2 separate regions of the Homo sapiens genome follow, and region 1 is linked to region 2. Evidence: chromatin loops called from intact Hi-C (ENCODE). Cell type or tissue: IMR-90. All regions are shown on one strand. Links, peaks and the distances in the headings refer to the core of each region. The heading gives the core; the rest is flanking DNA.

What was found. A loop is a pair of places that touch in the nucleus more often than their neighbours do. Peaks named below come from ENCODE experiments on the same cell type or tissue, not always from the same donor. Only the 100,000 strongest peaks of a DNase experiment are listed, where the experiment ranks them.
Region 1: a loop joins it to region 2, with 2.7 times the contacts of the local background. A loop is called at or near these places in 2 of 110 quality-filtered maps.

Annotation. Positions count from the first base shown.
Region 1 is chr3:55,466,551-55,469,478 of GRCh38, reverse strand. It overlaps WNT5A (Wnt family member 5A), which reads left to right. Exons shown (of 5, transcript NM_003392.7): 5 at 1-2,928. Among named protein-coding and RNA genes, the nearest start is that of WNT5A, 19 kb to the left of the region's middle. In IMR-90, for the core only: no CTCF peak of the experiment used is centred there; DNase peaks (open chromatin) are centred at 1,018 and 2,178; H3K27ac peaks cover 1,146 bases.
Region 2 is chr3:55,328,957-55,331,884 of GRCh38, reverse strand. All of the region lies in intron 1 of LOC124906243 (a long non-coding RNA gene), which reads left to right. Among named protein-coding and RNA genes, the nearest start is that of LINC02030, 100 kb to the right of the region's middle. In IMR-90, for the core only: no CTCF peak of the experiment used is centred there; DNase peaks (open chromatin) are centred at 1,004, 1,304 and 1,834; H3K27ac peaks cover 1,396 bases.

The DNA.
Region 1 (2,928 bases), core at 25-2,524, 140 kb before region 2:
TGTCTCATTCTCCTCAAATATTCCATTTGCAGACAGACCGTCATATTCTAATAGCTCATGAAATTTGGGCAGCAGGGAGGAAAGTCCCCAGAAATTAAAAAATTTAAAACTCTTATGTCAAGATGTTGATTTGAAGCTGTTATAAGAATTAGGATTCCAGATTGTAAAAAGATCCCCAAATGATTCTGGACACTAGATTTTTTTGTTTGGGGAGGTTGGCTTGAACATAAATGAAAATATCCTGTTATTTTCTTAGGGATACTTGGTTAGTAAATTATAATAGTAAAAATAATACATGAATCCCATTCACAGGTTCTCAGCCCAAGCAACAAGGTAATTGCGTGCCATTCAGCACTGCACCAGAGCAGACAACCTATTTGAGGAAAAACAGTGAAATCCACCTTCCTCTTCACACTGAGCCCTCTCTGATTCCTCCGTGTTGTGATGTGATGCTGGCCACGTTTCCAAACGGCAGCTCCACTGGGTCCCCTTTGGTTGTAGGACAGGAAATGAAACATTAGGAGCTCTGCTTGGAAAACAGTTCACTACTTAGGGATTTTTGTTTCCTAAAACTTTTATTTTGAGGAGCAGTAGTTTTCTATGTTTTAATGACAGAACTTGGCTAATGGAATTCACAGAGGTGTTGCAGCGTATCACTGTTATGATCCTGTGTTTAGATTATCCACTCATGCTTCTCCTATTGTACTGCAGGTGTACCTTAAAACTGTTCCCAGTGTACTTGAACAGTTGCATTTATAAGGGGGGAAATGTGGTTTAATGGTGCCTGATATCTCAAAGTCTTTTGTACATAACATATATATATATATACATATATATAAATATAAATATAAATATATCTCATTGCAGCCAGTGATTTAGATTTACAGTTTACTCTGGGGTTATTTCTCTGTCTAGAGCATTGTTGTCCTTCACTGCAGTCCAGTTGGGATTATTCCAAAAGTTTTTTGAGTCTTGAGCTTGGGCTGTGGCCCTGCTGTGATCATACCTTGAGCACGACGAAGCAACCTTGTTTCTGAGGAAGCTTGAGTTCTGACTCACTGAAATGCGTGTTGGGTTGAAGATATCTTTTTTCTTTTCTGCCTCACCCCTTTGTCTCCAACCTCCATTTCTGTTCACTTTGTGGAGAGGGCATTACTTGTTCGTTATAGACATGGACGTTAAGAGATATTCAAAACTCAGAAGCATCAGCAATGTTTCTCTTTTCTTAGTTCATTCTGCAGAATGGAAACCCATGCCTATTAGAAATGACAGTACTTATTAATTGAGTCCCTAAGGAATATTCAGCCCACTACATAGATAGCTTTTTTTTTTTTTTTTTTAATAAGGACACCTCTTTCCAAACAGTGCCATCAAATATGTTCTTATCTCAGACTTACGTTGTTTTAAAAGTTTGGAAAGATACACATCTTTCATACCCCCCTTAGGCAGGTTGGCTTTCATATCACCTCAGCCAACTGTGGCTCTTAATTTATTGCATAATGATATTCACATCCCCTCAGTTGCAGTGAATTGTGAGCAAAAGATCTTGAAAGCAAAAAGCACTAATTAGTTTAAAATGTCACTTTTTTGGTTTTTATTATACAAAAACCATGAAGTACTTTTTTTATTTGCTAAATCAGATTGTTCCTTTTTAGTGACTCATGTTTATGAAGAGAGTTGAGTTTAACAATCCTAGCTTTTAAAAGAAACTATTTAATGTAAAATATTCTACATGTCATTCAGATATTATGTATATCTTCTAGCCTTTATTCTGTACTTTTAATGTACATATTTCTGTCTTGCGTGATTTGTATATTTCACTGGTTTAAAAAACAAACATCGAAAGGCTTATGCCAAATGGAAGATAGAATATAAAATAAAACGTTACTTGTATATTGGTAAGTGGTTTCAATTGTCCTTCAGATAATTCATGTGGAGATTTTTGGAGAAACCATGACGGATAGTTTAGGATGACTACATGTCAAAGTAATAAAAGAGTGGTGAATTTTACCAAAACCAAGCTATTTGGAAGCTTCAAAAGGTTTCTATATGTAATGGAACAAAAGGGGAATTCTCTTTTCCTATATATGTTCCTTACAAAAAAAAAAAAAAAAGAAATCAAGCAGATGGCTTAAAGCTGGTTATAGGATTGCTCACATTCTTTTAGCATTATGCATGTAACTTAATTGTTTTAGAGCGTGTTGCTGTTGTAACATCCCAGAGAAGAATGAAAAGGCACATGCTTTTATCCGTGACCAGATTTTTAGTCCAAAAAAATGTATTTTTTTGTGTGTTTACCACTGCAACTATTGCACCTCTCTATTTGAATTTACTGTGGACCATGTGTGGTGTCTCTATGCCCTTTGAAAGCAGTTTTTATAAAAAGAAAGCCCGGGTCTGCAGAGAATGAAAACTGGTTGGAAACTAAAGGTTCATTGTGTTAAGTGCAATTAATACAAGTTATTGTGCTTTTCAAAAATGTACACGGAAATCTGGACAGTGCTCCACAGATTGATACATTAGCCTTTGCTTTTTCTCTTTCCGGATAACCTTGTAACATATTGAAACCTTTTAAGGATGCCAAGAATGCATTATTCCACAAAAAAACAGCAGACCAACATATAGAGTGTTTAAAATAGCATTTCTGGGCAAATTCAAACTCTTGTGGTTCTAGGACTCACATCTGTTTCAGTTTTTCCTCAGTTGTATATTGACCAGTGTTCTTTATTGCAAAAACATATACCCGATTTAGCAGTGTCAGCGTATTTTTTCTTCTCATCCTGGAGCGTATTCAAGATCTTCCCAATACAAGAAAATTAATAAAAAATTTATATATAGGCAGCAGCAAAAGAGCCATGTTCAAAATAGTCATTATGGGCTCAAATAGAAAGAAGACTTTTAAGTTTTAATCCAGTTTATCTGTTGAGT
Region 2 (2,928 bases), core at 289-2,788:
GGAACATGCAGACCTGGGTTCAAAGCCTGGCTTGGCCAATTTCTTGCTGAATGATCTACCTAGGCTTTAGTTTCCCATCTATCCACCCATTCATCCATCTGTCCATCTATTCACCCACCTACCTACCAACCGCCCATTCACCCAGCCACCCACCCACCTACTCATCCATCCATCCATTCAGCTATTCATCCACCCACTCATCCATCCATCCACCCACTCATCCGTCCATCCATCCATCCATCCATCCATCCATCCACCCACCCACCCACCCACCCACCCATCCATCCATTCATTCACATGTTCATCCACCCACTCATCCATCCATCCATTCATTCATCCACCCATTCATCCATCCATCCATGCATATAGTGATTCATCCAATAATTAATGAGCACCTACTATATGCTAGGTCCCATTTTAAGCACTTAAGACTTGGCAGTGATAAAGCCCATGAGTTTCTGTCCTCCTGGAGTTGATATATGAATGAACTTGGAAGAGTAAGAGGACTTACCTTACCAGTTGTTGTAAGGATTAGAAGATAAAACATGTAAAGCATTTGTTAGGTAGACCATATGAAATTGCAGTTTTGTGGATCAAAGATGTTTGACTATCAATCAGTCCATCGGAATCAAGCCAAGAGTGAAGTGTCTAGCACATAGTCCTCAAAGAGCAGGAAGTTAACATATTATGCACAAAAGGCTTATATACTCTCCGGCAAGAATGAAAAGATCTTCCAAATGTCTAGTTCATTTAATGAGACATGCAGTTTAAATCAGGTATTATTTACAGCTCATTTTTTTTATTAAGTGTTATGAGCCCATGAAGTCTCGAGAAGCAGCAGACAGGAAGTAGCTTGTTGAGTTTTACCCTAAGTTTTAATGCTCCGTATGCCAGATTGTATGACCAACATTTCAAAATATTCTGACCCTTTTCTTGAGTAAATCAGCAGAGCTTAAAACAGACTTTGCATTATTCAAAGCATCCGTAGGGGAGGGGTGGGTGAGGAGGAAGACCTTGTGTTAAACATTTATGTCTCACTGCTGAATAGCAAATGTAACCTATCTTTACTAAAATCTCCCTAAATGGTTGAAATAAATTTCATACAATGAGTCTATTTTTCCCCCCTCCAGAAAATATACAAAGGCAGGTGTCTAGACTTCCTGGTGTGTAAAAAAAAAAAAAAAAAACCCTCCAAAACGCAGTTTTTAATGTTTACTTGTTTTCAGGTGCAGTTAGGGTTGTTAAGAAAACATTGACTAAGCTTCCTAGGGATTCACGTTGCTGCGGTATTTGGCTTTCCAAGGCTTTAAGGCAGTTACCAAGCAGCAATCCTATGACTCAGTGGTTGAGAGCCTGGGCCTCCTAGCCAGAGGACCTGGCTTTGAATCTTGACTCTCCCACTTTCTAGGAGTGTGACCTTGGACAATTTTTTTTTTTTTTTAAATCTCTGAGCCCCAGTTTCTTCGTTCATTAACTGAATATGTTGATGGTCCCTAATGCAAAGGTTCTTTTGAAGAACAAGTGAGAGAGTACTTGTAAAGTACTTATTAAAGTGCTGAGCATATATTAAGCAATAAGTTATTGTTAATATGGGTACTGTGATCAGTGATATTCATGTTGTTATTATTCTGGGAGTATATTCAGCATCCATCTCTTTAATCAAAACTTAAAAGGTATATAATTCCTTTATGAGAATTTGTCACCTTCTGTTTGGCCACAGTTAATTTTTTGCCCTTTTATGCTCAGCTCAAATCCCTCAAATCTCAGTGATTCAAGTGGACTGAGTCACTTCTGGGCTCCAGCTGATCTTGAATAATGAGACACACCATGGTATGAAAAGTGAGCCTGAAGAACCCTGAAAGCATTTCTGAGTTGGATGAGATTTGGCTAGAAAAACATCCTGTACTTATGACTTGCAACATATGGCTTAGAAAGTATTTTTTCTATAACGCCTCTAATATATATGCAGAAGACACAAAGAGGGCAACTCAATATCACAAAAAAGTAAGTTCAACCTCCTTTCTGCCTTCTTGAGAGATGGCCATTGTTTAATATGAAGTATTGCAAACAACAGTACTTATTTTTATAGCAGTTATTTAAGTATTTTTCGGGCCTCTTTTACATGGTAAGCACTGTTTTCAGCTAACACCTTGGACTCTTACTTCTGTATCACAGAAATGGAAAGGTCTTTCTAAAAAACCAATAACATCTTAGGAAGAACAAAAAGAGTTCTAGATATGTGAAAGCAATTCAGAGTCCTCTTGCTTTTGCCTGGCACAAATCAGGAATTGGGCTGGTTGTGAGGTCCTTTGGTCACCTGTGAGGTTGAACACTCTATCTTAGAAACTTAACTCTCATCTTTCCTTCCACCCAGCCACTTCGTACCACACCCTTGAGCACTTGTAGAGGCATCTGCTCCAATATTCCCAACACTGGAAGGGATTAAGGCAGGTGCTTCTCTGAGAGTTCTAATTCCTGTGGTGTTTGAGCTACTTAAGAATTAATCCTGCTGCTTCCCTCTCCTTTGGGCCTCCTGGAGGTTATCCTCTAACCAGAAGCAGGACACATCTTAGGGTCTGTTTGTCATTGAAAAGAAACACATGTGGTAGGAACAACTGTACTTTCATGTTTGCTTAGGATTTATCCAGAAAGTTCCTTTTTGCTTACTAGCTGATATGGTTTGGCTCTGTGTCGCCACCCAAATCTCATCTTGTAGCTCCCATAATTCCCATGTGTTGTGGGAGGGACCAAGTGGGAGATGATTGAATTATGGGGGTGGGTCTTTCCTGTGCTGTTTTTGTGATAGTGAATGGGTCTCAAGAGATCTGATGATTTTAAAAATGGGAATTGCCCTGCACAAGCACCCTTTGCCTGCTGCCATCCATGTAACATGCGACTTGTTCCTCCTTGACCTCCACCATGATAGTG